Linked DNA regions of Mus musculus: region 2 is linked to region 1. Evidence: chromatin loops called from intact Hi-C (ENCODE). Cell type or tissue: heart. All regions are shown on one strand. Each heading gives the region's core, and the rest is flanking DNA. Links, peaks and the distances in the headings are about the cores only.

Region 1 (16,562 bases), core at 3,963-11,962:
TCAGCTTGTCTGTCTTTTTCTGTTAGTTGACGCAGGTAAATACACATACATATCCCTGACCTTTGAAGCCTTAAAAACTTCAAAAAAGCAAATAACTTAAAAGCAAATAACTCTCCTGTGAAAAAAGAGTGGTGTACTGGCTCGTTTTATGTCAACTTGACACAAGCTAGAGTCATTAGAGAGAAGGAAGCCTCAGTTGAGAAAATGCCTCGAGACAGGGCTGTAGCCAAGCCTTAGGCATTTTCTTATTTAGTGACTGATGTGAGAGCGGCCACTGTGGCGGGGACACCCCTGGACTAGTGTTCCTGGGTTCTATAAGAGAGCAGATTGAGAGGGAGCAAGAGGTAAGCAGCAGCCCTCAATGGCTTCTGCACCAGCTCCAGGTTCCTGCCTTGTTTGAGTTTCTGTCCAGACTTCCTCCAGTGATGAACAGTGTTGTGGAAGTGTAAGCCAAATAAACCCTTTCCTTGCCAAACTGCTCTGGTCATGGTGTTTCATCACAGCAATACTAACCTCAACTAAGACAGTGGGCATCTGGGTAATGAACAGATACTCCCCTCTGTTTTATTGCCCCCAGCATAGCATAGCTGATAATCATTTCAGGTTAACCAACCACCTATATTTTATTCCCTCAGGCAATGCTAGGGATGGAAACCAAAGGCCCCAAGAGTGAGTACTATATCACTGAGCTACACACCTACACTATTTGGTTTGTTTGATTGTTTTTGAGACAGGGGCTCACTCTGTCTCAAAGGCTGGACTCAAGCTCACTGTATTGCTCCTGCCTCAACGCTAAATGCCATCATGTCCAACTTCTACATTAAACAAAAAAGTGCTAATAGGCTGGAATTGGCTCAGCTGTTAAAAGCATGTGTTCCTGCACAGGACTGAGGATCAATTCCCAGCACCCATATGGCAGCTTACAACTGTCAGTTAACTCGAGTTCCCCAATGCCCAACTCTAACTTTAAAGTGCACCAGGCATGCACATGGTACACACACATATGTGCAAGCAAAAGACTCAAACACATAAAATAGTATATCTAAAACAATGTGCTTAAATACATATACCATAAAGCAACATGGGCTATTTTTAAAGAGTAGTTCAGTAGCATTTAATTACATGCACATTAGCCAGGTGGGGTGGCACATACATACCTTTAATCCCAGCACTCCAGAGGCAGAGTTCTCTGTGAGTTAGAGGCCAGCCTATCTACAGAGTGAGTTCCAGGACAGTTGAGGCTACAAAAAAGAAACCCTCCCTGCTTTGAACCCCACCCCCCCCACCTCCAAAGTACAAACACATTGATGTTATCCACTGATGTTGCACTGTATCCTTCTGCTCACTCCAGTGTTTAAACAAGCATGTCAAAATAAACAGTGGTTATCAGGACATCTACTTCAGCTTGAGAACCAGGACTAAAATGGAGTATTCTTTTCACGTTTTTCTTTAAATGTAAAATTACAGCAAACTACATAAACATAGTCATTGGGTACATGTACAATATGTACATCTGTTCAATTTCGATCAAAGTGTACAAAAGACCACACTCCTGAAGGTGCACCTTTTTCATTATAGAGTTTGTATCTCGATCCCCCACACCTACTCCCAAAGGCCCATTCAGTTAAAGGCTGATTCCCAGAGAGGCAGTTTGGGAAGGTTTGGGTGTCTAGTGGAGGTCTTAGGTCATGGAGTATTGAGGGGGTCTGAGTTTCTTCCTTGTGTTTTGGCCATAAGGCTGACAGTTTTGCTTCAGCACGTTTGCCCTACTTTGGTGATGCCAAAGGTCCAAGAGCAACAAAGCCAACTATGAGCCTGGCAAGTTATTTCAGGCATCTGCTTCAGTAGTAGAAAGCTGACTAACCCAAAAGTCAGCAACTCAAAAGCAACCACTGCTGTCCCAGTTCTTTTGTTCTACAGTCACACAGATGTTCTACAGTCACACAGATGTTCTACAGTCACATAGACATAACTGACACAGTACAAATTATTTTATGCTGGTTCTCACTGAGCATAATATATGAGATTTATATTGATGCAAGCACCAAAACAAAAACAAAACAAAAAATCCAACCTAGCTATGTCCAGCTGGAGAGATGGCTCAGCAGATAAGATCACTTGATCCCTGGTATCCACAAGGTAGGAGGAGAAAACTGACTCCTGTAAGTTGTCCTTGTGATCTATACACAAACATAGCTATGTCAAGGAATGTTTATTCCCTTATTGTTTCAACTTTAGGACATTATTAGTAAAACTACCATATATATATATGTGTGTGTGTATATATGTATGTATATGGAGTTTTTACTCCTCTATAGTGGAGTTGCTAGGCTGTAGGACAAATGGGTATTGTTTTTCAAGAATCTGTCCAGCTTTCCTCATTTATACTCTCAGCCACAGTCCATGAGACTCTCGCTGTCACTCCCCCTTCACTAGGAACTGTATTTAGCTTGAGCCATTAGAATGAATGGATAGTGGTAACTATTTAAACTGTGTGAGATTCAGTATTGGACAGATTTACACTGTATTACTGTTGTTTGTGTAAAATCTTCTGGTAAATGTAGAGGAGTGGGTCTGATGCTTTGATTTAATTGGGAATCTGTGTTTACTGATGCTGGAGGTCCTTGCCCACAATTGGGTTTTGATCTATCAATAAAGATGCCAGTGGCCAATGGCTGAGTGGAAAGAAAGAGGCAGGAATTCCAGGTTCCCGCAGGCTAGGAGGAGGAGGAGAATTTAGGGGAAGAGAGACAGACTCAGAGCTGTAGGGGAGATCTTCCAAAACGTAGGCGGAAAAGAAAAGAGGTCCAGGGAAGGAAGCTTGAAAGTGTCTTGGGCAGCAAGACCTATGGGCTTCACAGAAGGTAACTGGGCAACTAAGTTGAGGGCAGATTTAGAAATATTGAGCTAGGAGTAAAAGGTAAGGGCTTGAAGGAAGGGCTGGAAGGCTTTGAAGAGCCCAGCCACAGACCCTATAATAAGGCAGCTTAAAAATGAGCTAATGTGTGTGAGTCTTTCATCTGTGGAACTGAGATAGCTCCTGGGCAGGTGTGCGCCTGCGACCAGCTGGGAGCACAAAGTGGGATAGCCAAAAACTAGCCATTAACAGGGAAGTATAATTAGTTTGTTTAGTCCAATTTCTGATAGTCCAATAAATACATTTTGGCATGAACTTTCTTAAGGCAGTGACTTATTAGTGATGTCTTTCATTATGCAAAAATTTAAAAAAAAATTAAAAATTTGGTTTTGATAAAGTCTAATTAAGTTATTCTGAGATTAGTACATCCAATGACCTAAGAACCCTTTGTCTAGCCCCATACAATGTAGATACTTTTTTCTTTTTTCTTCTCTTCCATTGCAACAGTCTCATTACTCAGCCTGGGCTGAACCCAAGTCCTCTTATCTAACCTTAGCCACCACCCTGGCTTTGTAAGATTTTTAAAAAAGTTTTTATGTTTACTGACTGATTTTCAATTAATTTTGTATACCATGTGATGTTAGAACTGGTGGGCAACATCCCAAGGCATTGCCTAAGACTTGCCACTTGGTTTATGTGTCCTGTATAGAATGTCCCACTTGTTCTCAATTATGAGTAGAACCTGTGATTAGGAGAGGCTAGTCAGTGCAGTGAGCAACCACGTGAGTACTAGAACCTGAGGGCAGCTCCAGAAGCTAAACACGACCAGCACTTTCCACTTCAGTTGATAGCTAGTGAGAGTTGTGATCTGGGGTGAGAGATGGCTTAGCCATTAGGAGTACTTATCTTACAGACTAGTTCAGTTCCCAGCACCTACATCCTGGAGAGAAGATGTCTGTATGAATGTGGCACCCATCAATAATAAATCTGATGGCCTATGGATTAGTTAGGAAATTGAAGGTGGAACATCCAGAGAAAGGATTCTGGGACAGACCCGGGAGATCCACCTCTGAAGATGTGAGGAGATGGCTACATGGTACCTGAGTACAGGTAACCGGCTCATGGCAGAATGTAGATTAAAATAATTGGGTTATCTAAGTTATGATTATAGTCAGAGAAGAGCCTAGATATGGCCAAGGTATTTGTAAATATATTTTGAATCTGAGTCTTTTTTTTTTTTTTTTTTTGAGACAGGGTTTCTCTGTATAGTCCTGGCTGTCTTGGAACTCACTCTGTAGACCAGGCTGGCCTCAAACTCAGAAATCCGCCTGCCTCTGCCTCCCAAGTGCTGGGATTAAAGGAATGTGCCACCATGCCTAGACCTAAATCTTTTAAAAAAAGATTTAAAATTTCTTAATTATGTGTATTTGGTGTCTGTGTGGGTATGTGCACATGAGTCCAAGTGGCTGATGAAGCAAGAGTTACAGGTAGTTATAAGTCACTCAATGTAGGTGCTAGGACTGAACTTGGGTCTTTCCAAGAACAATGCATGCTCTTAGGCACGAAGCCACCTCTCCAGCCATCTCTTACCACCCCCCCACAACTAAAAGTAGGGATCTAATCCCACAACCTCCATGACCTAAATTCTGTCAGCAACCAAAGAAGCTGATGACAAGCTCTTGAGCTTCAGATGAGGTTACAATTCTGGACCACACAGCCACACACACACCAGTTTTAGAACCAGACCTCACTTCAGCCTAGCAAGACTTTGCACAGAAGATCAGCAGATGACCCACATCTACATTTCTGACCTATAGAATAAGAACTAACACTGTTTAAATCACTGAACTAGTAGTAATACCCCCTGTGCTCTGCTTAACTTTCAACATCACTGCTGTCTTTATTACTAGGGTTTTATAATATCTTGAATATTCTAAGTCCCTTAATTTTTCTTTTCCAATACTGCTTGGGTTTGCTAAGTTCTTTGTATTTCCACAGAAGAATTCCATTTGGACTTTCAATTTTCTGTGGCAGAAAAATCCTTGTACTCTGACCACACTATATTGAACCCACATTCTGGACAGCACTGACATGGTAATGACTGCCAGTCTTCCAAATGCAGATAGAACATCTTTTCCCCTTAGCTCTTCCTTCATTTTCCTCTGCAGTAATCTGTAGTTTCTAGCACATCTTAATTAAAAAACAATGCGGATGCTGAGAATCAAACCTTGGTCTTCTGTAACAAGTCTCTAAGCCACCAAGCTGGAGCACTCTCCAGCCTCCCCCTTTTTTGTTAATTGTGATGTTTAAATGAAAATATATTATGTACTGGGGGGGAAGGGAGAGGAGGCAGGGGGCAGGAGACAGGGTTGCAGGTTCTCTCAACTCAAGATCTTCCTCTTTTAGCTTCCCAAGTGGACTTCATGCATGTACCACCTTACCTGACTTGCAACTACCCACCCCGATTCAAAGTTTTTAAAAATTATTTGCTATTAGTGTATAACAATACAGTGAGTTTTAGGTATTTTCTTTTTTTTTCCAAGATCTTATCTCAAGTTTAATTTATTTTTTAAAGATTTATTTATTATTATATATAAGTACACTGTTGCTGTCTTCAGACACACTAGAAGAGGGCATCGGATCATAGATGGTTGTGAGCCACCATGTGGTTGCTGGGAATTGAACTCAGGACCTCTGGAAGAACAGTCAGTGCTCTTACCCACTGAGCCATCTCTCCAGTCCCAGGTATTTTATTTTTCAAACTATGTGTGTGTGCATTTCCCCATAGAAGGTAGAAAAGAGCTCCTGGAGCTACAATCATAGGTGATTGCTGACTTATCTCTCCAGCCCTTGAGTACTTTATTTTATTGTAGTTCTAGGGTTCAAACCCAGGGCCTCATGCACATTAGACATATTTTCTATTACTTATGTTTTGAGCATTAGCCAGTATGTCTTCTTAAATTTTGTTACATTCATTAATCAGTGCTAGTGATTGTTTTATAAATTATATAGGATAGATTCCTTTCACACTTTTTAAAAAGAGTTATTTTAAGTGTATTTTCTATGTGTGCTCCAAGTGAGTGCAAGTTACCTGTGGAGGCCAGAGCTGTGGAGTTGAATTTACAGGATGTTATGGTCTCCCTGACATGGGTACTGGGAATCAAACTTAGATCTTCTGTAGGAGCAGCAAGTGTTCTTAGTTTATGAGCCATCTCTTTAAGTCCACTGTTCTTGTTTTTTTTTTTAATAGGTTTTCTTTATGTAGCCCAGGCTGGGATTGAGCTCACTATCATGCATAAAACTTGTGGAAACTGGTTCTCTCCTACCATGTAGGTTCTGGGGAACTGAACTCAGGGTATCAGGCTTGCCAACAAGTGTCTTTACCCACTGAGTTATCTTGCCAGCCTTTTCCTTGAATTCTTGATCCTATTGCGTTTAGTGCTTAATGGGATTGATGTCATTCTTCTTTAATCTGGAAAACTTCCTTTAGCATTTCTTGTAGTCCAGGTCATCTATAACAAATTCTCTTTTTTTCACATCTAAGAAACCTTTATTATATATTAAAGATCATTTTTATTCCATGTACAATAGTATTTGCCTATGTGTATTTGTACTGCATATACGCAGTGCCCAGAGGCCAGAAGAGAGCATCCTCTGAAAGAACTACTAGGGCTCTTAATTGCTAAGCCACTTCTCCAGCCCCTTGATTTTTAGTCTCCTATTATTTAATATAGAAATCTGGGTTAAAACTGGACATGGTTGCACATCCCAGCACTCTGGAGGTGGAAGCAGGAGAGGAGGATAAAATATCTCACTTTGGTTATTTGATGATGATTTTTTTTAACATTTTATGTGCCTGAGATCTCAGGGCTATGCTATTTCATAATGGTCAGATTAAGCATAGCCCGGTAATATGATTTATGGCAAATGCCTATTTTGGCTTGGTGATGCTGGCGTCTGAGTAGTCATGTAGCAGTTAAGGACACACGGCTTGTTATCCTGGATACCAAGGACTTAACAAACAATTCTGGATGACAACTCTTTATATTTTGTCATCATAGTTGTAGAAGAATTGGATACTTCCCTGCGTTGAGAGTGTTGACAGCTGAAAGCTCGCCTGGTATCTTCCTGTGTGATCCTTTGCTGCAATCAACTGTTAGCAATGCTATCAGTTTCTGAACCCACTGAGTCCTAGCCAGTCCCTCAGCCTGAGAGTTGTCTTTGGACTTATCCTAGTAGGTGACAGCTGAGCTTTAGCCAGCATGTGTACTTCGTTGACTAGGAAGTCTGTGATCATTTTATCTTCAAAAAGCTCTTCTCTAGTCTGCTGTGGGACTTTGATTACACAATCTTTTGATTATTCCACAGATTACTGAAGTTTTGAAGGTAATTTTCTTCCTCCCTTGTATTTCAGGTTGTATAATTCCCTATTCATCAAACTCACAGATTTTCTCTTTCCCATTTTGCTATTGTGGTCACTTAGTGAGTTTCAAATTTCAGATGTCTATAGTTCTAGGGGTTCCTCTAGGCAATTTCTGTTTCTATTTTTAGGCTGAGATTCCCTTTATTTTCATTCAATACAAACATTTTTCCTTCACTATAATAAATTATCTTTCCCCCACCCCCTCTCCAGGGTCTCATTATGCAACTGGCTGTCCTGGAACTCATATATATAGACTAGGCTGGCCTTGATTTAATTCTAATATATGAATTTAGTTTATAGAGATCCTTTTCCAAACTGAATTATTTTTCTGGTTTTAACAAAGTTAGTTTTGATTTCCATTCTAGACACTATAACTAAAATGTTTTACAGCTTAATGTAACTACTCTGTTATAGTTCTCCATATAGCATGCATTAAGAAATTATTTAACTCCTTTAGTCCCAGCACTTGGGAGGCAGAGGCAGAGAGGCAGAGGGATTTCTTTGAGCTTGAGCACAGACTGCTCCAGATCAGTCAGGGCTATACAGACAGACCCCAAGTCAACACTTTCCCACATGCAAATAAATGATTGTATTTATTTCATATGTACATGTGGGTGGGTGCCTGCTTGTCTGTATGTGCACTAAGTGAGTGCAGATGCCTAGCCTAAGGAGGCTAGAAGCTGAACCTGAGCCTTCTTGCTATATCAACAAGTGCTTACAACCACTGAGAGTATTGATTTTGGGGGTTGTTTTAAGCATGCCATTACATTTTGTTAAAGACTATTTGCAAATTGTCACTGGTGCAGATCAAGTCATGGTTCCGTTCTTCCATCTTTAGCTGGATTGCCTAGATTCTCTCATGTACACATGTAGATCAGGGATCAGAAAAAGTTTACACAGAGATTATTTTATAGAATTTAGGCTTTTGTCCTCTGGATCTCTCCTTTTCAGGATACTTCTTCCCTTTTAATATCTCCTCATTGAGAATGACTTAATTTATCTTCTTTTGATGGGTGGTGGTAGCACACCTTTAACCCACACTTGGGGGACTACATAGATAAAACCCTGTCTCAAAACAAACAGCCCAAAGCAACAAAAAACCTTTTCTCTCAACTGGTCAGGTCCCAACTACAGCCTGTTTTTCTGGTTAAAAGCATGAAAAATAGATTAAATTTAATTGTTCAAATGTATTCCATGTTAACTCTTTCAGAAACTGTTTGTTTTTTTATGTTCTATACTGCCTTCAGACCTCTTTCTTTTAAATTATTCTTAAGTATAGTCATATACAGAAACACTGGGTCCAATAGAACCCTACCAGGTTATAATAAAAAGGTGACTTTATTTATTTATTTATTTATTTATTTATTTATTTATTATATTTAAGTATACTGTAGCTGTCTTCAGATACTCCAGAAGAGGGAGTCAGATATCATTACGGATGGCTATAAGCAACCATGTGGTTACTGGAATTTGAACTCAGGACCTTTGGAAGAGCAGTCAGTTCTTAATTGCTGAGCCATCTCTCTGGCCCTATTTTTTTTTTAAAGACTTATTTACTCATGTAACTTATGTATATGTGTGCTCTGTCTTTATTCTCTGGAAAGCCTTTTGGGGTACCGCTTGGCAGGAGTCTGACATTGGCCAAGGACAAGGAAATGGGCTTCAGGCAGGAATCTAACATTAGGGCATAATAAGGAAGTAAGTTTCAGCAAGAATCTAACTTTAGGGCTGGCGAGATGGCTCAGTGGTTAAGAGCACTGACTGCTCTTCCGAAGGTCCTGAGTTCAAATCCCAGCAACCACATGGTGGCTCACAACCATCTGTAATGAGATCTGACGACCTCTTCTGGTGCATCTGAAGACAGCTACAGTGTACTAATGAATAATTAAAAAAAAAAAGAATCTAACTTTAGGCTGTAATAGGGAAGTAGGGCAAGGCAGGAATTTTAGTCTTAGGGTGGAACAGAAGAACTAGGCTTCAGGCAAGATTTTGGGTCTTGGACGAGGAAGTGGGCTCAAGTATTTTGGTCAGTATAACAAGCCCTTTTAAACAACTGTCATGGGAGTAATTGCTTGCTGCTTTGTTAGTTCCTTATTGTACTGCTTTGCCCAAAATACTTGCATGTAATTAAAAATGGTATAAAAAGTGGATTGGAAAATAAAAATTTGCCTTCAGTCTCAGAATTGACTGGGGTCACCATACAATGTTGTCTAACTGTCTTGTTTCCTTTCAATCCTCACTCCTGCACTGCCTGTTGACTGAGTGGGCTTGGTCATTATTCACACTTGGAGAGGGCGTCAGATCTCATTACAGATGTTTGTGAGCTGCCACGTGGTTGCTGGGAATTGAACTCAGGACATCAGGACCTCTGAAAGTAGTCAAGTGCTTCTAAGCACTGAACCATCTCTCTAGTCTCATGATTTTATTTTTATTTAACTTTTTTTTTTTTTTTCTGAGACATGGTTTCTCTGTGTAGCCCTGGCTATCCTGGAACTCACTCTGTAGACCAGGCTGACCTCAAACTCAGAAATTCACCTGCCTCTGCCTCCCAAGTGCTGGGATTAAAGGCGTGGGCCACCACACCTGGCTCTTATTTAAAAATTTTTTATTTTAAAGATTTCTACTTATGTGTATGTACATGTCATGTGTACACACTGTGTGAAAACAAGTTGATGCATTTAACAGAAATGTTTTACATCTTTAAAGATTTGGTCATAAAATAACTGCTAAGGTTTTTAATTTTGAAATTTGTAAAGAATAACATTTTGGGGGCTGGTGAGATGGCTCAGTGGGTAAGAGCACCCGACTGCTCTTCCGAAGGTCCGGAGTTCAAATCCCAGCAACCACGTGGTGGCTCACAACCATCTGTAACGAAATCTGACTCCCTCTGGAGTGTCTGAAGTGTACTTACATAAAATAAATAAATAAAAATCTTAAAAAAAAAAAAAAGAATAACATTAAAAAAAATTTAGTATTAATTTTATGTGTACTGATATTTTACCTGCAAGTATGTAAGTGTACTATGTGTGTACAGTGTCTGAGGAAGCCAGGAAAGGACACTGAATCCCCTGCAACTGGAGCTACAGATAGATGTAAGTCACCACGTGTAAAGAGTGACTTTTAAGCTTCTAACTATGTCAATCTGCCTTAACTACCACCTAAAAATATTTACCAATAACAGAATCTGGTCAGTGAAATATCCTTAACTTCTACATCTCTTTTTATTTCTCATTCTAGGCGAAAATACTTACAAAATTCTTTACTTATAACACTATAAAACATTGTAAAATAACTACCATTGTCCCAGTACCAAAGAAAGACAATGAACCAGCTAGGCTTGCTGTCTAAGGTCACACTGAAGTCTAAAAATGCCAGAATTAGACAGGAGGCTTTATGACCTAATTTCTATATGCTTCATCACTCAAAATGGTTGCAATGAGAACCAATGCAACCCAGGAATTCAAAAGGTACTGATGTATCACTGAAGTAGTAGTCTAATTTAACACTGGCTGTATACAGAGCTTTAAGAATCTTTTTTTACCCCTTAACTGTGGTGGTTTGAATGAGAATGGCCCGAATAGATGCATATATTTGAATGCTTGGTCCCTAGTTGGTGGAACTGTTTTGGTAAGGACAAATAGGTACTGTTGGGGAAGGTGTGTCACTGGGGGTGGGCTTTGAAATTTCAAAAGCCCATGCCAATTGGCTGTTTCCTAATTGTGCATCAAATGTAAGCTCACAGTTAGTGCTCCAGAGCTCTGCCTGTCTGCCTGCTGCTATGATCCCCACCATGATTGTCATGAAGTCATTCTCTCTGAAACTATAAGCGAGTCCCTAACCCCTTTAGCCCTAGCTGTTCTAGAACTCCCTCTGTAGACCAGGCTCAGAGACCCATCTGCCTCTGTCTTCCCAGTGCTGGAATTAAAGGCATGTGCCATGACTATGGTGCTAAGTAAGCCTTTTTGAATACTTACTTTCTTTTTCTTTTCTTTTCTTTTTGATTTTTCAAGACAGGGTTTCTCTGTGTAGCCCTGGCTGTCCTGGAACTCACTTTGTAGACCAGGCTGGCCTCGAACTCAGAAATCCGCCTGCCTCTGCCTCCCGAGTGCTGGGATTAAAGGCGTGAGCCACCATGCCCGGCTTTTATTTATTTACTTATTTATGAATACTTTCTTTTTTAAGTTGCCTTGGTCATGGTGTTTCTCACAGAAATAAAAAGTAACTAATACACTTTGCAAAATAAACAGCATTTAAAGCCATTTTCCTGCAAGCCATCTACTAGGAAAGAGATCATTTCAAATAAAAAAGAAACATGAAGATCTTCTGGTACTATTAAATGTCCTGTTGTCTGGAGACTGTTCAGTAGGCCTGAAGTATAAGAATGAATGAGTTTCTCTTAAGTATTACTCCAAAAGAACACTGTAATAATGGTCACCTACTTTCAAAGCATAAACCCTGTGGAATACAGTAAATTAATTAAAAGTTACATTTACCGAGTTTCCCTGCAGGAATTCTTTTATCTTTGATAACTAATTAAAATTTACAAGTCCCCTCTTTAAAAAAAAAAAAAATCCAAGTACCTATCAATGTTTACTATCATGGAGATTTAAAAACTGAACTTTAAAAATAAATAAGAATACAGACTGGGCCTATAATCTCATCCCTTGAGAGGCTGAAGAAGGATACTATGCGCTCAACAATAGCTTGGGCTACGTAGTGAGTTCCAGGCCAGCTTGGGGTAACCTTGTTTCAAAACAAACAGCAGCAAAATCACAAACTGGTAAATAAATATGAACGTGGTGATATTCTTAAAGGCAATAGCCACATTTAGGCCACTTATAAAGAAAGAAGAACCTTGAAACAGAACAGAACTCAGAAGGTTAGTTCCCAAAGTCTGTGGCTTTAGGAAATACAGATATAGAGAGACTAAGTTAAGTGATCACTAAGTGTGTGTGGGAAGTCTGCCTTTTCTTACAGGGCATAAAGCAAAATGAAAAAGTGGTAGTCTGATAATCACAGCAGCATCAGCCACATGCAGAATTTCTGTTGTAAATGGTTACCTGGGAAATCACTGAGAAGTCTTGCTAGAACATTCTTGTTAACCATTTCAGTCTTGGTAAGGCTGGAAATAGAATCTATTCTAGTGTTTTTGATGATAGTAGGATTTTTGGGAATTCCAAGATCAGATCCAGTTTTGACATCTGTGTGTTCTAGGATGTCAGATGAACTCTGTGGCCCAGACTGTGGAGCAAAGGTTTGCTTGAGTTTTCCTCCAGAAGATATTCCTTCATCCTGCACCTTCTCAGCTTGCCTTTCTCCTAATTCTTTAATGGCTCTGATGGTGAGCTGCTCCTGCTCTAAGTCGGGAGACATCGTAGGGGCACCTCCAGTTGTTTCTCTGCTGTCTTCACTGTATTTGCTTTTAATATTTTTGGTTTCAGAACCACTTAGCTCACTTTCATGCAAGAGTTCCACAGGCAAAGTGTTTTTAAAGTCTGCTATCTTCTCTAACACTGCTTCCAAAACATCACCTTCCTCTTTATCCACTATCCCCTTCTCCTCGGCTCCTGTGAGGACAGCCATCAAGTCCTCTGGGGAGGAACCATCTGTATCTTCAACATATTTTCCAAGCAAAGATTCCAACTTGGCAGAAGCTGGCACAGTTAGTGAGAATCCTGTCTCATTAAGAACACTTGGAGGTGCTGCTGAGCAAACTTTGGGGTTGTTAGTCATATCAAGCTTTTCAGGTGTGACTTCATTCAGGGTATTAGGTACTTGTGAAGCCACCTCACCTTCCAGACTCTTCTGAGTAGGAGTTTCTGGCTGGGCCTGCGGCTGCTCAGAGTTTTCACACATTTCACTCCTCACAGTTTCACGACTGGGAGTCTCTTTGATTTCCCTTTCACTTGTTTTTGCAGCAGCACTTGGAAGGGAGTCAGGTTTTTCTGTGATGTCCTCTATTACTGTGTCATCAGATTCCCCAGAACTATCAACCTCTGTGACTTCCCCCATCACAGAGTTAGGCCAGGCACCCCTCAGGTTAGGTAAAGTTACTTCCACTGTGGCTGCTCCAGAGCCTGAGACCCATTTCTCAGGCATAGAGCCAGGCAGCTCAGAATGAAGCTGAGAACTGCCTGGCACACCGTTGCCACCAGCTTCTTTTGTGGAACTGAGGTAGTCTCTTACAGGTTTTCCTTCTGTAAATGCTTCTGTCCAGTCACCTGTGGATTTGGTAATGGGAGTGCTCCCATTAAAAGAACATACAGGCATTTTCTGTTGAGGGTTTGTTTTAAGATTTATAACTGGAATTTCTGAGCGAAGTTCACTCCTGTCTAGTCCTGTACTTTCTGTGGTGCAAGATGTTTTATTGGCCTGTTGTTTTGCTTGGGGATCTAAGTCCCAAGTCAGTATTTCATTAGTAAAGTTATGCATATCATTCACACATCTAGACACCTCTTCCAGTGCTGCTGTAGTGTGTGAGAACTGTCTACCGAGCAGTACAGAGGATGGGTAACGCCCTGCCTCTTTATTTCTCAGTGGAAAGAGTTTGTCATTCATTTCCAACAAGTCTGCGGGGGATTCTCTATCGCCATGAGCTGCCCAGCCACCCAAATCATTTGGGTTTTCCTTATACAAATCTTTAAATTCTCTGTCAAATGTTGCTTTGTCAATAATTACTTCAAACGGTGACTCAGGAGAATCTTTTTCTACACTGGCTACTGGAAGTTCAGATGGGGACAAGGAATATGTACAAATGTGTTCTGCCTTAGACTGCCCAAAATCCAGTGCACTTCTGTCCTCCCCATCTGGAACCTTGTTTGGGTTCTTGGGTTCTTGGTCTTTAACTACCCACTCTTCTGCTGGACCAATTTCTTTTGACAGAAAAGCAGGTTGCTCTGGGAAACTGTCTGGAATAGAAGGGTGGCTGCAAGGAATGCCAGTTGCAAGAGAAACCGGAGCGTCTACTCTGTCCTTGTTGGTCCCCTGAGGTGAGTCCAGTTTTTTCTTATCTAGAAGAACCAAGGGGTCTTTTCCTTTAGCTAGAACAAACTGGCTACCTAATGTTTCACTCTTTTCTCCAAGCGGTGTTGTAGGGTCAGGGTTATGTATTTCAGAAGATGAAAGAAAGGAGGAAGTCATACTTTTTGAAGGTGGCTCATCAGAGCAAAGAGAGCTCAATCCCGCTATGGTCAGAATTTAAAAGGAAAAAGATCATTTACCAGATGCAAGTACACACATTAGCTAGTCAGGCCAAGCAGCATGCTTTTTATTTTTAAAAATATCACACACACACACACACACAGAGTGTATGAACAGATACACACACACAAAAGTACATAACAAACCAAAGGTCAATGGTTATCCTACAAAACATGCATTAAAGTGCCAACAATAAAACAAAAGCCAGTATCATGCTACAAATTTCGAATGACAAAACATTTATTTTTCAGGACAACTATTTTTTAATTAGTTAACCCCCCCCATAATAAAGGGGTGATGGTACTGGGAGATTTGGGGAGTTTTTCCATTCTTTTTTTTGGGGGGGGGTAGTTATTCTATAGGAACAATGTAATCTATACAATAGAGCTTGCTGTAATGTCTTCCTTTGTGAGTTGAACAATTCAGAACACACTGGCTCTACAGATCCCCTGTTACAGTCCTCACAATCTGAGAAGGAAGAGTTAGCAGCCTGACTCAAGTTGTTCTTGATTTAGAAAGGCAGCAGGTCTTTCTTGAGTCTGAAAATCATACTAACATCAGATGTTAATCATCAAACATCAGATGTTTCCAAATGCCATATAAAAGAGTTGTTGCCTCATTAGCCAGGAGCAGTGGTGCATGCCTTTAGCACACTGGGTGGGGTTGGGGCACCAGAGGGAGGAAGATCTCTCTCTGTCAGTGAGAGGCTAGCCTGGTTTACATAGTAAGTTCCAGGACAGCCAGGGCTATGTAGAGAGACCCTGTCTCCAAATAGAAAAACAGGAGTTGTTTTATTCTGTCACATCAATAAATTTTATGTCACAGGATCTGAGCTTTAGAACAGTAAAGCTGTAACCTAGGCAGTGGGAACCCCTTCAAGGATGGGGTGGGTGGTCATAGAATTAAGTCTGATTATAAAACTGGCCGAAAAAAATGATGACATAGATGTCGTAAACTGTGTATACCCATCACTACATACCTGAGATCCTCAGCATGAAAGAGGTGTAAGGTAAATGAATCCCTGTACCTAGGTTAAAATGCTGAATCTTTCCCAACAGGAATGTAACCCTGAGGCAAGCAAAACTGACCTTACAAAGACAGCATAGCCTACCATTTTATAGACATGGAATTTCAGATGATTCAGAAGAAAGACTCGCAGATGAGACTGTCAGCAAAGTAAATTAATTATGTCTATCACATGCCAGACACCATTTCAGAAACTGGATTTAATGCAGTAAATGAAACAGAAAAAAACCTGTTCTTTATGGAGCTAATACAGGGAAGAAAGACCAAAATACACAAAATCAATAAACAAATAAAATAATGGAACTGATATATTCCATAAAAAGAAAAAGAAACCACAATAGAAACGATGATCACAAAATATGTAATTACTAGGATAACAGTGAGGACACTGTGTGCTTTGGTAGGAAGTGAACTTGCCAGTTTCTTATGCCCTGTTTTCTCTCCAATTTCCCCTGAACCCTGAGCACTCCAATAGTTTTGAACTGGGTATAGAACAATCTAAGGCAAAACTGTGAGGTTAGGCTAGAAGTCTTGCTGTCAGAATGCTAGTGGGTTTTCTTATGAGCATCATGACTACCTGGCAGACTGAAAATTTTTTATTAAATACTTTTTTTGATGCAAAGTCTTCTGCGTTCCAGGCTGGCCTCAAACTTATTATGTAGCTCAGAATATTCATGAACTACTCATTCTCTTGACTCTACCTCCTCTAGGGTTTCATGTATGCCAGGTACTCAATCAACTGAACTACAGCCTCAGCTCCTTATTAAAGCCCTTGATATGCCAGGCATGGTAGCACACGCCTTTAACCCCAGTACTTGGGAGGCAGATCTCTGTGAGTTCAAAACCAGCCTGGTCTACAGAGTTCCAGGACAGCCAGTTACATAGAGAAAAACCCATTCTTGAAAAACCAAAAGCCTGATACATTTGTGCACGCGAGCACACACACACACGCACACGCACACGCACAGAGAGGCACACGCATGCTCCCTAATAATGATTTCATAACCAGCTGTGGTGGACAGTGTTTTGTGAAGTTTTGAGGGTAAACAGAACACT
Region 2 (16,562 bases), core at 3,475-11,474, 160 kb after region 1:
GGATGGTTTCCCTAGCCTGATGCCTGGTACTGGGCCAGTCATGGAGTGTATTAAATGCCCATTTGCAGAGCAAATGAAGAGGGTGAGATGAAACTGGAGTTCAGCCAGGAGCTGTTTCGCCCTCCCACTGCTGCAGTTTTCCACAAAGAAGGGAAATGGAATTTCCCTTCACCTTCAGGAGAGGCCTGGAGTGAGGGTCACTTACCAGCCTGGGGCTATACAGCAGGAAGGGCTGAAGGAGAGAAAGAGGCAGGGACACTGTTAGTATTTGCTTGGGCAAAGGGAAGGTCTCCCTACTTTGCCTGCATTTGGGGGACACAAGGAGTTTGTGCCTCTCCCAGCAGTAGGTGAGTGATTGGGTTCCCAGGGGGGGATCCTTTGAGTCCTGAGATATCCCCGTCTCTGAGTAGTGGGGAGGAGCTGTCTTCCTACTCCTTCAGCAAGGTTGTGGGTCTCATCTTCCCTTTTTGTCCTATGGCATCAACCATAGCCATCCTGCAGGGTTGATCTGAGGACCTAAAACTCAGTAGAAATTATTTCCCGATGGGAATCATGGGCCCTTCCAGGGAGTCAGTTACCTCCATCCATTTTCCCAAGTATGCCTTGGAGATAGGAGGGGAAAGGCAAAACCAGGCTCCCCATGTGGCTTAAGGGAGCCACAGCATATTCCTGGCAACTGCAGCCGTGAGGGAAGGGGTCAGCTGAGCCTTGTGCAATCATATGCGGGGAGGAGAGAGGGCCAGCTGGCTTCTAAGTGTGGTTGTCCAGCCTTGCTCCCCCAAGAGGTTCAGATATTTGGGCTAAGGAGCCATCAAGCTTGATGACTGAGTTCCCTCCCTGGACTCACACAGTGGGAAGGAACCCCTGCCGATTGTCCTCTGACCTCCACACATGCATGCTCCCCCACTGTGCACGCACAGACACATTATCATTTACACACAATAAATAAATAAATAAATAAATAAATAAATAAAAAATAAAAAATCAATGAAAGAAACTCACATATCCAACTGGATACTCTCTGCTACCCTCCACAAATGGCTGTTGAGAAAGAAAAGGGGTGGAGGTGGGGGAAGAGCTGGAGAGATGTTTCAGTGGCTGCTCCTCTAAAGGACCCAGGTTTGGTTCTCAGCACTCAGTGTCAGTGAATTGGATGCTTTCTTCTGGCTTCCATGGGCACCAGACATGTACATGGTACACATATATGCATGCAGGCAAAACCACTCATACATATAACATAAAAAAGTAAAATAAAGCCAGGCACTGGTGGTGCACACCTTTAATCCCAGCACTTGGGAGGCAGAGGCAGGAGGATTTCTGACTTCGGGGCCAGCCTGGTCTACAGAGTGAGTTCCCAGGACAGCCAGGGCTACACAGAAAAACCCTGTCTGGGAAAAACAAACAAACAAACAAACAAACAAACAAACAAACAAAGAGATGCCAGCCTTTGGAACCGCTGTAAGCCCCTGACTGCTCCCCATACAGCCTTTTAATGCTGGTGTGTGAAACATGCCTACTCTTGGCCCAGCTCAGGTTTACTGAGTCAACCCAGGACTGTATTTGCAGTACTGGGGATTGACCTAATTGTGTTTGCCAGGGCAGTGCGCTACCGCCGAGCTGCATATTTAGCTGTATTCTGAATAAGTTAGGTAGATACGATTCATCTATCAAACTGCAGCTTGCATTGGCATTGATGTGCCATGCCCCTTGCCCCTCAGTGCCAAGCAGAAAGATTCCTGCCCATGGCTCCTGGGCTTCTTTACTGTGGTCACCTGTGGTCACCTTCTCTTCTTCCTCACCTCACTCACTTCTGACACAGTTTTGCACTTCTTTCTCTTGGTTATCCCAGGCATATAGAACCTTCCCCTCTTTCTCAATCTGGGGTGAGTGAGTGAGCCCCAGACCTGTTCAGGATCAGGGGACATCAGAGGCCACTACTGACGCAGCCTTGGCTCCAAGGGAACTTACATTGATGTTCAGGAATCCAACAGCCTTTACCAAGATGTCACCAGATATGTCAAGGGTATCTACCCGTGACAGTGGGAGCCGGTAGCGGTAGTGAAGAAAGTGCTGGCCATTTACACTCACCTGGGGAAGCAAACCACAGTGGAAGAGCAGCACACTGCACACTATGTGCATAGTCCACCCTAGGCACCACAAGCAAGCCTTCCAAGACCTTACATTTCTTTTTTCCCAAACATTGCAAGGCAGGTGCATTGCACAGATAAACTTAATCTGTCCAATGTTGAGCTGATAGGGGGCAGAGCTGATCCTCGGACCAGGGCACTGTCCATGTCCACTTTACCTATGACAAAGCTCTTTCCTTCCTAGCCAGTCTGAGTTGTTGCCATTGTCATTGCCACTACCACTGACACCATCATCACCAGCAGCAGCAGCATCACCACCACCATCATCACCATCATCCTTTTCCTATCTATAGCAAGGAAACCAAGGCTAGGGAAGTTGGGGATAATTTTCGTCCATCAGGGCTTCCTTGTCCTGTGGAACCATCTGAAGGTCTCATTATCTTTCTGTTAGGATCATATAGGAGGCCAAAGCCTGGACATTAAGTTCTCTCTGCCTGTCTCCTGCTGCCCTGGCTGAAAGGAGATTGTGATTGTGACGACAGTGGATTCCACCTCAGACCTTGTGGGAAAGATTTAATGGGTACATTCACAAAAAGGGCTTAGCACACTGCCTGCCACCAAGCATGGGTCTTCTGAGTGTTTGCTCTGACCACGCCCTGGATCCCTCTCCCTACTAGATCCAGGGACTTTTGCAGTTTCCTATTGCTATACAGGCCCAGAGCAGTCTTATCCTGTCTCCATGGGGCCATTTTTCACAGTGCCATGGAGAACTGGACAAGAGCAGGAGACATGTAAAGTGCCAGCTCCAGACTGCCTGATGCACACACAACCTCCCACTCACCTTCACCTCTTCGTTCTCAAAGAGAAAGAGAATGAGGAAGCTATCCCCTCTCTGCAGGGCGACCCCTGGCCACCGGATCTCTTTTTGCCAGAGTCCACCTTGGTGGGTGTTGCAGATGACATGGGGCTTGACAGTGTAGAATCGAGGGCTGAAGCGGAAGGCAACATCTGGCTGAGGATGCAGGCAGCACCCACACTGGAAGTCCACCTGAAACCTGGTAGGGGAGTTGTGAGGTTTTGAGTGCCTACAGAAATCAATCCTAAAGGTAGAGAGGAACTCCAGATTGATGTCCCTAAATTTGGGCCCTACCGAGCGTCCTAGCCAGTCCCCCTTACCTCCTTGCATGCAGAGGGACCACACCCTGCAGCGTGACCATCTTGCCTGCATACAGGCCACCAAAAATTGTTGTGCCATAAGGAATCACCTGAACAAGGAAGAGAGATCGGGTATGCCAACTGGACGTGGGGCCAGGGATGTCTATGGACAGGGGCGGACGTGGGTAGAGAGGAAAGACCAGGAAAACAGCATCGCCATGAGTTGATCTTGACTGTTAGATTGATGAGGGAACACACTTTGGGGTACATCTGTGAAGGATTTCTAGAGGGAAGCAGAATGCCCATCCTAAATGTGGGCAGGCAGTACCTTTCTAAAGGCTGGATCACAGACCGAACAACACGACGAAGTGCAAGCATTCGTGTCCCCTCCTCACCCCACCAAAGAGACAGGGTGTCTTTGTAGCCAAGGCTGTCTTGTAACTCACTCTGTAGACCAGGCTGGCCTCGAGCTCAGAGACCTGCCTGCCTCTGTCTGTCTCTGTCTGCTTCTGGGCTGCGATTAAAAGCATGTGCCATCACCCCTGTCAGGCCTTTGACTCTTGACTGTGGAGTTGGGAGAGTGGTCACCTCCTACCATCTTCCCTGCCACGGTGGATGGATTTCCTATGGTTGTGAGCCAAAATAAATATTTCTTGCCATAAGTTGTTTTTGCAAAGTAATAGTTTTTTCACCCTCAAGAGAAAATGTCCTAGTAGGGAAGGAGCATTTTTCTCTCCAATATTCCTGGGTTACTTTTCTTATTGCTGTAACAAGATACTCCACAAAAGCAACTGAAGAAAGGAAGGAAGAGTCCTGTCCATCATGGCAGGAGGGCATGCCAGCAGGAGCTTGAGGCAGCTGGTCACATCACATCCAGGCAGGAAGCAGGGTGCAGTGGCAGCTGTTGCTTACTTAGCCTCATGCCTGCCTTTTATTCAGACCAGGGGTCAGCTCATGGGGTGGTGCCACCCTACACTTAGGGTGACTCTCATTACCTTGATTAATGGGATTGAGATAATACCTCACAGACTTGCCCAGAGACTTGTTTCCATGGCAACCCTACATCCCATCAATTTGTTACTCTAGTGACCCAGCCCAGTTCTTTCCAAAGCTCTTCTTTCTTGGGCAGACATGCCAAAGCTATATGACACAGGGAACCCTAATCAGCTCCACAGCCCTGTCAGAGCACCACCCAGCTGAGGCACACCAGGTTGCTGTGCTACTGTGGTTTGTCACTTCACTGGGTGCCATCTGGGAAGGAAGCTGCTGAGGGCTGGTGAATGCCCAGAGTTTAGGAGCTAAGAGGAAAAAAGAATGAAGAAGTTGGGAGCAAGTTGGCCCTGATGTGGACTCTCTTTGGAGATACCTAACGGTGACTAGGGACCAGGCCCATCTCTTGGGGCCCATCTTTCCTCATACAGAGGCTGTCTGGCCTTCCTGAAGTATGGACACACTTTCTACTCTACTTTTGCTGGGTCTGCTCCCTTCCACTTTTTCCTGTTCCTCCATCCTGACACCGTTTTGCTTTCCCTCTTCTGAGTTCTCAGAGTCTTCACTCACAATGCTAGCTTGGCCCTTGGTCCCTCATGTACAGGAGCTGGCTGGCTGTTTTTCCATTAGGATCACTGAATAAGATAATTGGAGCCCTGTCTTTCTCTTCAGCAGGCTCAGCACAGTGGGTGCTCCACAGAGGGTGTGCAGACAAGCTGGAAGGGGAACCTGGGGCAGTGTCACAGGGTCAGCCCTTATAGGTGGCTTGTCAACTCCCAGTGGCAATCAGAGAGCCCAGACCACTCCGAGGAGCCCTCCAGGTGGCGGTCTTAGCTTGCGAAGCAACAGGCTGTGGGGACCTAGGAGGTTTCAGGTGCTTCAGCCCTGTTGCTCAGGCACCTGGGGGGCGGGGGTGGGGGTGGGGGAGGAGCCAGAGGCCAGGATCTCTACATGGCATGGCAGCTTGGCAGGCAGCCCAGTGGCTTCCAGTTCCCAGGCTCTTGGCAGAATGTGTTAATTAACTGCTCTGATGGAGGTCTCTAAGGAGGAGAGAACCAAGCAGGGGAAAGTAATAATTAGTGCTCATTAGTGGTAGTGCCTGCTGGGAGTTTGGCCTTCTGAAAACGTGGCTGGGCTTCAGAAAGTCTCCTGGGCACTGAACAGGGGGAGGGAGAGAGGAATCCACATTCTCCCTGACTAGGAGGGTTTCCCTCAGGCTTGGAGAAGGGGCTGCCCTTAGTCATTAGTGTCCCTCATAGCAATCCACCTCCATTCTTCTAGCCATCTATCCCAGAAGAGGCGTATTGAATAGGCAAGGATCCTGGAAGCCCGACCAATCACTTGCAGGCTGGAATTTAGCTGATTGGTCGTTTTATTACGCTTACTCACCGGGTGGAAGACTGGCGGCTGCAGGATGAAGCTGTCAGGAATCGGGTCCAGGTGTTCGTCAGTTGACATGGGGGAGGGGCAACTTCAACTCAGCCTCTGATCCTGATTCCAGCAACGCGATTCCCCACGGAATGGACTCACTTTTCCCAGCCTCTGCAACAGCTATCCAAGCTGTTAGTCTTACTTGTTCGCTATGGAGTTCTAATGCTTCTTGGAGCCGACCTGGGAGGGGCACTGGCCCACCTCTAGGAACCACATCAACCCCCGCTATGATGGTACAGCAGCAGCTTTGCTGGACTGGACCTGCTAGCAGAAACTCCCGCGCGTCCAGGGGCGGGTAGCTGGCACTCACTCATGGACTTGCTAACTAGCCCATCTGTGTCTGTGTCTGAAGCACTTGGCCACTTCAAAGGGAAGCCTAGGGCCGGCTCATTTCAGCGAGGGCTTTTGTTTCCTGGGGCTCACCTGGGCCTTCAGCGGATAGTAGGAAGGGAAGCTGCTGCTGCTGGTGGTACACGTGTGCAGGTTCCTTAAGAGGCCCCGCCCCCAGGTTCCTGGCTCCTCCCGCATTCATTCCCTGGTTGCTTTCCCCTCTCTTCCCCTTTCCCCCAAGTTGTTCAGTCCCTTGAGGCCATTTCAGCATTAGCTGCAAATGCCAGGGACCAGCTAGGGTCACAAGAAAGTGGAGTGACAAAGGCCAGGCAGAGGAGGGCTCCCTTGGTCTCAGACAAAGCAGCACTGGCTAGAGGGAACACAGCCTCTGCTCTTACATGCTGTGTCCTTCCACAAGTCACTTCTCCTTGAGCCTCCCTTTGTTCATCCCGGTGTCACAAGGGTGACCATGGCTGGGCTTTGTGTTTGAGCCTGGACCCATATTGCTGTTTTAGGAGAGGCCTCTAGGCCTGGCTCAGATTCCAGTTAAAGTTCCTCTTTCAAAATAGCATAACTCCTCAACTTTAGCCTACGTTGGGAGGTTTCCTGATCTAACTATGGGGTCAGACTTGGCAGCAGGGAATTCCTGGTATGTCAGCTACACAGGGTGTTGGTACAGTCGTTCCAGGGATAAGAGCGCCATGTGAGGGGCCTGGCGGAGGGATTGGGCAGGTCTACCTCACCTGATCTCCCCACCTAGAAGTTTGCCAGAAAGGTGAACTGTGGCGTCTCCACCCCGGGACCTACTGGAGAAAGCTCTTTGGGAGTGAAGTCCAGGAAATGGCCTTGCAGGCAATTCTACTGAGCATTAATGAGAAACCCTGACTTGGGTTCTAACTGAAAGCACTTTGGGTGCCAAGCAAGGAGTTTGTTCAGCTGTGGCTGGGTAGGTGTGGCAGGAGAGCTGAAGGTGTTTCTGTGGGAAATCCAATCCTGGGTGTGTTCAGAAAGAGATATGTTCGCCACAGTGGGGAGGAGAAACGGCAGGTGGAGAGACCAGTTGAGCCAGGCTATAGTGCCCTGCACTGTAGTCAGATCTGGGTCCCCAAGGCTAGTGGTGCCCTTCCCCCACCCCACATCAGCCCTGCTGGGAAATGAGGGAGGAGGGTGCACTCATTTACTTGGGTTGTCATAACAAAATACAACAGATTGGGTGGGGTGTAAACAACAGAACTCTATTTTGTCTCTGTTCTAGAAGTTCAAGATCAAAGTGTTGTCTGGGACCTCTGTTGTGGGTTGGCAGCCAGCCTTGTTCTCATACAGTTGTCTCTGCTGGGAGGGTCTTGGACGATTGCAGAATACCTTAAGAATCCATTCCGCAGACCAAGAAAGGGACCTTCTTCACCTGGGAGTCAGTTGACAACATCTGGACACTTGATGGAATAATTAGAGGGTGTGAACATTAGGAGAAAAACTAGTCAGGACGAATGGACAAAGTTGGCAGCTGGCCCACCACCATTCAGCTTAGCTGGAATTATTTTTATGTATGTGGGTATTAGGTAGTCCAGTTTCATTTTTCTCAGTATGAATAGTAATTTCTCTCATCATATAAGAACTTTTTTTTCCCTTTCCAGCGACGAACAAGGTCCACCATGTCTTGTGTTAGGTTTTCATGAACGAATATTACCAACTACCTTCCACCCCATGGGTCTTCCACCCCACGGTTCTTGTGGTATCCATTCATTATTACTTTTATTTATGTGTAGTGTATGCTGTGTGTGCTATAAATTAGATATCTATTAGATAAATTAGATCTCTAACATACTGCTGGTAGAAATGAAATTGATACTGTCAGTTAGAAAAGGTCCTGGTTTTTTATATTAGAGCATTATATGCTGAACATTATATGCACCCTAGGGTATTAAGTCTTATGGACTCTCATGTGTGAGCATACCAAGACACAATTCAGTTCCTTTTCAGTGCCTGTTTCAGTCAAGGGAAGAAAAGCAGACAATCAAACCTATCCACCCCAGTAGCTTTATCATTGGATCAATAAATAAATCATGGTATGAACACACAGTTTACAATCTCTACAGTAATATTAGGGTGTGTATAGGTCTCTGTAACCACCACAGGCAGCAGAGTAATGACCCTTAGGAAGCAAGAAGGTAATTCCGTCCAACACTTCTAAGTAGCTAGTGTTGGTTCAAACTTTGCAAGTCTGACTCTGAGTAGTTTATTTTAGGCAAATTTAAGCACAGCACTATTTGGTAAAAATGCACAATAAAATATAAAGTAAGCTAAACAAAGATTGGCTATGACCACATTGAAAGTCTTTGTAAGGGCTGGAGAGATGGCTCAGTGGTTAAGAGCACTGACTGCTCTTCCAGAGGTTCTGAGTTCAACTCCCAGCAACCACATTGTCACTCACACCATCTGTAATGGGATTCGATGCCCTCATCTGGTGTGTCTGAAGACAGCTACAGTGTATGTATGCATGTGTGTGTATATATATAAATAATAAATCTTAGGGAAAAAAGAAAGTCTTTGTAAGGTACATGTGATACCTTGATGCATTTTATAGCTTGATTGAGTAAAACAAGCTCATGTGATAAGAGTCTGGGGAGAGGATCTGATGTGGTCTCAGCCACATATTGCAAACGTCGCCAGGCTATTAACCATATGGGTAGCAGGTTATAAATCTCTTCCTTTGAAGGAACAATCCTATGTGTAACATTTAATGTTTAACATTAAAGGTTCCCTAGTATTTATCTGAGGGCACAAGGACCTCTTTGTCTCCTACACATGATCGAGTCATAGGAAATGCTGGAAGAAATGATAGTGGCATTTGTCTCAGTGCATTTGCTAAGTGTATTAGTTGCTTTTTTTTCTGTTGCCATGACAAAACCCAATACTACAGCAACTTATAGAAGTTGTGTCTTATTTGGCCTTACATTCTAGAGGGACAAGAGTGCATGATGTTGGGAAAGCATAGAAGCAAGCAGCAAACGTGGAGGCAGGAGCTGGAAACTGAGTGCTTGTACCCAACCATGCCCACCAAGCAGAGCACACACTGCAAGTGGCACAGGCTTTTCTCTCTCAAAGCCCACCACAATCAGCAAGGCCACACACCCTAAGCCTCCCTATATTAGTCAGGGTTCTTTAAAGGAACAGAACTGATTGAATGAATGAATAAATACCATGAGTAGTCCTATGATGGCTGTCTCATGATGGAAAGACCAAGACTCCAGTAGTCAGTTAATCCTCCAGAGTAGATATTTTTGCAGTCTTGATCTGGTGCTTGGAGTCTAGAAGGAGCCCGGAAGAGCTGCTGGTCTTTAGTCTCTGTTGGAATCTTGAAGACTCAGGTTCTAATACTACCGAAGGAATGCTGCAGCAGCAGGATAGATGAACTTGCTGCCACTGAGAGTAAGGACAAGTAGGCAAAAAGCAGAAGCTTCCTTCTTCTATGTTTTGTAGTGTGTGTGTGTGTGTGTGTGTGTGTGTGTGTGTGTTATCAGAAAGTCCGTTCCAGAGTTAGGGTGGAACCTCAAATAAAAATAAATCCCTCACAGGTGAGTCAGCTGCCTGGGTTTTAGCTGATTTCAGATGCAGTCAAGTTGGCAACCAAGATCAGCCATCACACTCCCCAAGCAGAACCATGAACCAGGGATAAGTGTTCAAATATCTGAGCCCATTGAGCATTCATTCAAGCCATTGTAGCATCTATAACAAAGACTCGTGTAGATAACAAAAATGCCTCAAAGTTCTCCAGGCTAGGATGCTCAGGACCAGTGCCAGTAGATTCAGCATCTGATGAGAGCTGTGTTCAGGGTCATAGATGGCAATGCCTAGATAACCTACGTGGTGAAGGAGGCTTCCAGCTCAGTAGGGGTCTTTTTGTTTTTTTAAAATAAAGATACAGGTCCCATTCATGAGGAGTTTGCCCTTGGGGTCTAAGTTCTCAAAGTCTTTCACCTACTTAACCTACTTAGGGTTAGAATTTCACTCTGAATTTTGAAAGGACACAGATATTCAAGCCAGCCATCATTTTAAAAATGAAGCTTCAGGGCTGGTGAGATGGCTCAGCGGTTAAGAACACTGACTGCTCTTCCAAAGGTCCTGAGTTCAAATCCCAGCAACCACATGGTGGCTCAAAACCACCCGTAAAGAGATCTGACTCCCTCTTCTGGAGTGTCTGAAGACAGCTACAGTGCACTTACATATAATAAATAAATAAATCTTTAAAAAAAAAATGAAGCTTCAATCATGAAAAAACCCCAAGGTATTAGGTTTGCAAAAGGGGGTTTGGAAAAATAGTTAAAAGGTAAGAGGATATCAATGGCTAGAGAAAGTATTTTATTCAACCGCAAAGAAGGACTTTTCATTGTTTGTAGGAACATGGAAGGAAAGGGGGATCATGTTTATCAAACTATGCCAGACTCAGAAAGACAAGTAGCATGCATGCTGTCATGCGTGGACTTTGGGAATAATAATTGTAAGGCCAGGAATGTCTGAGGGGGGCTGTGAAGGATGTGGAGAGAAATTGAGGTGAGATGATTTTGAGGGAAGGAGACTTGAATAGTGAAGTTGACCAAAGCACATCAAACACATAAATGGAAAGTACATGACTTTGTAGAGTGCAAGTTTGCGTGGATAGAGTCACTGTATGTACGCAGTCCTGAGACTGAAAATGGGGATCCCTTGAGCTCAGGAGTTCAAGGCCTGCCTGCCCAGCAGAGCGAGGTCCCATAGTAAAAAACTAAGGAAAAGACAAAGGACACATTAGACTGTGGAGACAAAGGACACATTAGACTCAGGGAGGAGGGAGAAGATGGATGGAAAGCAGGGGACGTAGGTGGGGCTTGTGTACTGGGTGTGTTCCCATCTTTGTGTAAACATTGTATATTTATTTGGCTTTCATTTCAAAAAGATTTATTTAATGTGCATATGTGTTGTCCACATATGTCTGTATACCATGTGCACGCCTAGAGCTAGTGGAGGCCAGAAGAGGGCGTCAGATTCTCTGGAACTGGGTTTATAGACCTTTGTGAGTCGCCAGGTGAGCGCTGGAAGCCTAGTCTGAGTTCTCTGCAAGAGCAACAGATGCTCTGAACCCTAGCCATCACTCCAGCTCCCGTGTTTCGCTTTTGTGTCTCATGCTAGCGGAGGCTTGCCTGGATGTCACTGTGTAGAGAAATTGAAATTCCCAGCCTTTATAATCCGGTCTCAAAGCCCTCGGTGTGTTTGGTTAGTCAGTAACTCTCGACTTCTCCAGCGGCCTCAGGTGCTGCCTCTGGGACTTTGGGACCGCGTCTTTGCGTGACTCATGAATGACCTAACTCCTGCGTGGAGCGCCTGCCTTTCCGTTGAGTTGCTGGGGCGCCTTCCTCCGCGCCAGTGTCTACGCATACGCTTACTGCACAGTTGCAGCGGCCCACACCCCACCCGCTCCCGCGCGCGCCCTCATTCCGCGCGTCCCGCCCCACGCGCTCTCGCCGCCGTTTGACACGCGCTCCCTGGAGGCGACGCCCCACCTCTCTCACCTCCGTTCCAGCCCCGCTGGCCCCAGTGCCCATGATCCCGGGGCTAGGCGGACCCTGGTCCGCACCTCCCTGCAGGCGCGTTGTCCCTGCTGGCCCCAGCGGGATGGGCCTGAGCCCAGCAGCCAGCGGGGAGTTCGGGATCCGCCTTTCCAGGGTCCCATGGCCACGCCCCACGCAGATCTCGAAGACCTCAAGTACAGAGTCAAGTGACACCCAATCTGCAACTGGACAGTCAACTGTACCCCACTCAGGTCTGCCCCAGGAGTCCCAGGAGTAGGGTCTCTCCCTCGAGATCTTTGAGGGTAATTCCCAGCGGTTGGCCCCTGCCAGAAATGGTTTGGCAGTTGCTTGCGTCTAGACAGCCCCCATACAAATTTTATGGAGGGCAAAGCAGGAACCGACACAGTTCTAATTCTTATTTTATACACACACACACACACACACACACACACACACACACACACACAGATATAATTTTTTTTTGAGACAGGGTTTTGCTATGTAGCCCTGGCTGGCCGCAAACTCTTACTATGTAGATCAGGTTGGCCTGGAACTCACAGAAATGCGTCTGCCTCTCTGCCTTCAGAGTGGTGGGATTAGAGGCATTCACCACCACACCTGGCTTTAGACACCATTCTAAATCAGAACATGCAGCCCACTTTTGACTCGAGTTGGTCTTTCATGGGGCTCCCTCCTTCCCCCATAGAAGGCAGCTGTGTATTAAATCACACCCCTTCCCTCCTGAACTAGACTCAGCGAGTTCTCAAGCGCTGTTGGTCCAGTTCTTGCCGAAGCAACTCAAGCAAGACCGCCGATTAGAACAGGCCCGAAGCTTTCAGCAGGGGTAAGAGTCTTACTATGAGGACTGGGGCTTTGGGTACCAGAAGCATTTTTGAAGATCTTATTTAGATGCTAGTTCTGCAGAACACCATACCCACCCCCTAACCTGCCTCCTCCAGATGGTTTCTGCCAAGGACAAACTAGTGAGTAGCGCCTGCTGGGTAAGATTGAACTAGGCTGCAGACCTGATGACTGTTGGCGTATCTTGTGGAAGTTTTTACCCACAAGACCACTCTCCAGACTCATCAAAGTTGAGTGAGTTTGTAGGAGTACAAACCAGTGAAAAATTTAGGAGGTTTGTGCCTGGGCATTAGGTTGGGGCAAGGAGAGGAGGTTTGAGGCGTTTTGCATTTTATTATACTCTATTATGTACCGTCTTCTCTCCTTTTAAGATCAGTGTGTATCACTCACTGATAGAGATTTGAAAAGAATAATGTGCAAATTAGAAAATAATCAGAAAGCTCTGACCAGAGGGGGAAGGGAGAATGAATAATAGAATTTATTTGAGAATAAGTTCATAGTCCAGTGCAAAATGCACACACCTTGTGGAAACCAGCAGCCCATTCCAAGGAATAGAGAAGAGGAAGACACATTTAGAGTTGAATCGAGGAGAATTAAAGTTGCTGTGAATAAATCATCTTTGGCCACAGGTTTAATTATAACAGGGGTGTTTAGGGACCAGCAGGGTATGCCAATCCAAGATGAATGATTGCTGGGCAGGGGTGTCCCCTGAGAAGCAACATTGTGGCAGGACGTGGTGCTCTTTGTGCAAAGTTATGGCTTGTGGGATTCCTCAAAGTAGCTCTTGCCAGCAGTGCATGCCAGCACTCCCTATGGCTGCATTTTTGTCTGAATTTGAGACCAGGGACTCCATTTTGAATGTGACACTTCTCACCTACACACTCAGTTTTAAGCAATTGGAGACAACCAGGGCGAAGCTGTTGAACTGTATGAAGGCGAATGAATGTCTTCATAGAGTCAAGTTTGCAGGTGTGTGTGTCTCTTTCGATGACAAAACTGAAAGGTGTCTTAAAAGCACAGATCTGTTCAGTCACACAGACTTTCCAACAGCCGTGGAACGATGTTTACAATGTGATTGCAAAACCATTTTCTAGAGAGAAGCCGGAAACTAGTTTGGAGCTCACACCCAGCAAGAAGAGGACAGAGCTGATTCCAACATCAAATTCAGAGATCGAAAGCACACAAAAAAACCAAGCAGTTGAGGTGCGTATCCCAGGAATCCATAGGATGAGTGTTTTAGTTTCTTGGTCATTGCTCACTGCATCGTGTTTTACTCTGCGTCTAATAAATATCTGCACCGACATGAGAGATTGGTTATGTGTTTTTTAAAGTAGATTTCCTGAGGCACATTTAGCCCATATTTAAATTCTAGATTTTTAAAATATGCAATTAGACACATTCTGATATTGTTATGTTAGAGCTGAAAAGAGAAAAATGGCAGGTTCCTGGGAAGGAGCTGACATGAGATTACCCTGCTCCCTCAGAAGACCTTTATTAGGAGGAGAGAGAGCTTCACAATGTGGGGGGGGGGGCAGCATCAGGCCTTGGAGCGGGAGAGCTGGAGAGCTGGAGAAAGAGAGTGTCTTAGCAGCCACAGGCCTTGGAGGAAGAGAGTGCTGACCCTTCATATCCTGAGAGCAAAGGCGTTTCTAACTCTTACAGGGTTTGGAAGTGTGTGTGTGTGTGTGTGTGTGTGTGTGTGTGTGTGTGTGTGTGTGTGTGGTGGGGTGGTGGAGGGGGGAGGCATCATATCACATGATCTATCTTGGCCATGTCACTGTACCTAAGGGCATGGTGGCAGGCACAAGGTAGGACCGTGAATTTGTCCTGTAGCTCCAGGGGATGGGGTTGGTGAAGGGCTTCAAGGCCATAGAGCAACCTGTTTCTTATCACCTCTCTGTCTCAGACAAGGGAGCTGCAGGGGCACACGGCCTGGTTTTTGAGTAGGGGGAGGAGAATGAACGTGCATGAGCCAGCAAGAGGGTCTGTGGTCTCACAGATACACGTATTCAAGTGTGAAACCCTTTGCCATCATACACATCCATAAGCATGTTTTTTTTTAATTTTAATTTTTTTGTTTGTTTGTTATTTTTTGAGACAGGGTTTCTCTGTATAGCCCTGGCTGTCCTGGAACTCACTCTGTAGACCAGGCTGGCCTCGAGCTCAGAGATCTGCCTGCCTCTGCCTCCCAAGTGCTTGGATTAAAGGCATGTGTCACCACTGAACATGCCTGCTTGTCGTCTCTTCCCTGTTGCCCCCATGCCTCTATCTCCAGGCAGCGATCAGTCTGCTTTCTGGCAGTTGTAGATTAGTTTGCATTTTGTAGAGATGGTGCATGTATCTAGTTTTAAGACATTTTTTTGCACTGATTGATTGATTGATTGATTGTGTATGGGGATATGGCACATGGGGTGGGGTGGGGGCAGAGGACAGCTTGAAGAAGTTGATCCTTACCTACCATGCGGATTCCAGGATCAAATTAAGATTTGGCTGCAATGTCTTTTACCGGCTGAGCCATGTTTTCTGGTTCTCTAAGCCTTGGCTTTAGTGAGGAGTTCGGGGTCTGCTGGAGACCTCAGCTGTAAGCTACCACTGGCTAGTTTACTATGACCTTGTGATCCTTTCATTTAAATGGTCTCTTTAGCAGAAGAATCCTAATAGCCACACGTTTTCCTTTCTTATTACATAGCAGAAAAGTGTGTGATTGGTCTGTATATCAATTATTTTGGGTTATAGAGATGTCAGTCATCCTAACATTTTTACAGGACCAATGCTTGTGTCTCTAATGCCACAACCAAAGAGAATTTCTGGCTTTCCTTAAAGGCTCTTCCACAGGGTACTGCAAACATTTCTGTCAGTGTTGGGGGTCTGTTCAAATGATACTTCCAAGGAAGAATTTATATAAACACAGAACAGCACTAGTTGGCAATAGTTATGAATATTCATAAGACCTTCATATTGCACAATTCAAACATCCTCAGTGGAGTGCTTGCCAAGTCAGATTTGTTTTTCAGTAAGTATTATGGGGCAGAAAGTCCCTGCTGCCTCTGGAGCTACAGGGAAGCTATTGCTTTGAACACTTAAGATCCCTCTGAAACAATCGCAAAGACTTGTGCTATGGATGATGAGCTCCAAGAATGCTGTGCTGTACTGTGGAAGTGCTTACACGGCACTTTGTTAGTTGCAGGACAAAGAAACGAATGAACTTACCAGATACAGTGGTAGGGTGGATGGGCAAGTGGTTCCAGCCAAGCCGGGGACTTCCAGTTAGAGGCTTCAGATGCTGTCTGACCACAGCCTCAGCACTTGGATGGGTAAAAGCTAGTTCTGAAGGGTCCGTTGTATGGTTCTGATAGCCACAGGGATGATGTTAGGTCAGACAAGGGCTGGCTTTCCAAAGGGACTAAACATATCCCAAGATAATTTGCATTTTAACTCCCTGTAACCATGAAATTTCCTCATCTGCTTTGTAGAATCTTTAGCACAGGTGCGATTCCCTTCCCCCCCATCCCTCTGTTTCTCTTTTGGAGGCTTCCTCTCACACTCCTAAGTAATGGTCTCTCCCTCCCAGCTCCCTGTGGTGACTCTGATGTCTGGTTACATACCAGCTAAAGAGTTAGTATGCTTTATAAATGGACCAAGCACCTTGGGTTTGGTTCTCCTAGAGTTGAAAGTAACACTCTTACTGTGGCCTTGTTCTTGCCACCTGCCCCCTGCCCAAGGCAAGAACAAAACTCTCTCCCCACTTCCTTGCTCCATGCCCACTTGATTTGATTTAGGATGCCTTTAGAGTCTGGCGTTTAACTTGGGTGAGGGCCTAGAGCCGAGTTGTCAGCCTATGCCAAAGAAATAAGCAGTGGGTGCCTGGAGGGCTTTGAAATAACAGTGTATGTCAGACAGGGTGGAGTCAGACAGAGTCAGGGTAAAGGACTCAGAAACTGAACACTGGAGTGTTGGTCGGGGTTGGAGGCCACTTTGGAGGGTAGATATAAGTTCCCACTTTCCCCAAAAATTTGGAGAATGAGAGAACTTAAGGAGAGGGACCTTGAATTTAGGGTGAATAACTCCACTTTACTAAACTGTCTAGTGACAAACTCCCCCAAACTCAGTAAACTTATTTGTTTAATGAGCATAGGGGTTGTGTCTGCATGTATATATGTAC

The links. A loop is a pair of places that touch in the nucleus more often than their neighbours do. Peaks named below come from ENCODE experiments on the same cell type or tissue, not always from the same donor. Only the 100,000 strongest peaks of a DNase experiment are listed, where the experiment ranks them.
Region 2: a loop joins it to region 1, with 6 times the contacts of the local background. A loop is called at or near these places in 12 of 42 quality-filtered maps.

What each region holds. Positions count from the first base shown.
Region 1 is chr19:7,443,960-7,460,521 of GRCm38, forward strand. Rtn3 (reticulon 3) reads right to left here. Exons shown (of 9, transcript NM_001003934.2): 3 at 12,341-14,464. Among named protein-coding and RNA genes, the nearest start is that of Mir6991, 30 kb to the left of the region's middle. In heart, for the core only: no CTCF peak of the experiment used is centred there; no DNase peak of the experiment used is centred there.
Region 2 is chr19:7,601,041-7,617,602 of GRCm38, forward strand. It overlaps Lgals12 (lectin, galactose binding, soluble 12), which reads right to left and starts at 6,153. Exons shown (of 10, transcript NM_001356574.2): 1 at 6,087-6,153; 2 at 5,622-5,783; 3 at 3,264-3,352; 4 at 2,929-3,142; 5 at 1,969-2,088; 6 at 1,003-1,041; 7 at 206-232. The coding sequence starts at 5,690. Plaat5 (phospholipase A and acyltransferase 5) reads left to right here and starts at 11,497. Exons shown (of 6, transcript NM_025731.3): 1 at 11,497-11,790; 2 at 12,290-12,383; 3 at 13,495-13,603. The coding sequence starts at 11,643. In heart, for the core only: no CTCF peak of the experiment used is centred there; DNase peaks (open chromatin) are centred at 5,041 and 6,711; H3K4me3 peaks cover 1,574 bases; H3K27ac peaks cover 514 bases; H3K27me3 peaks cover 2,151 bases.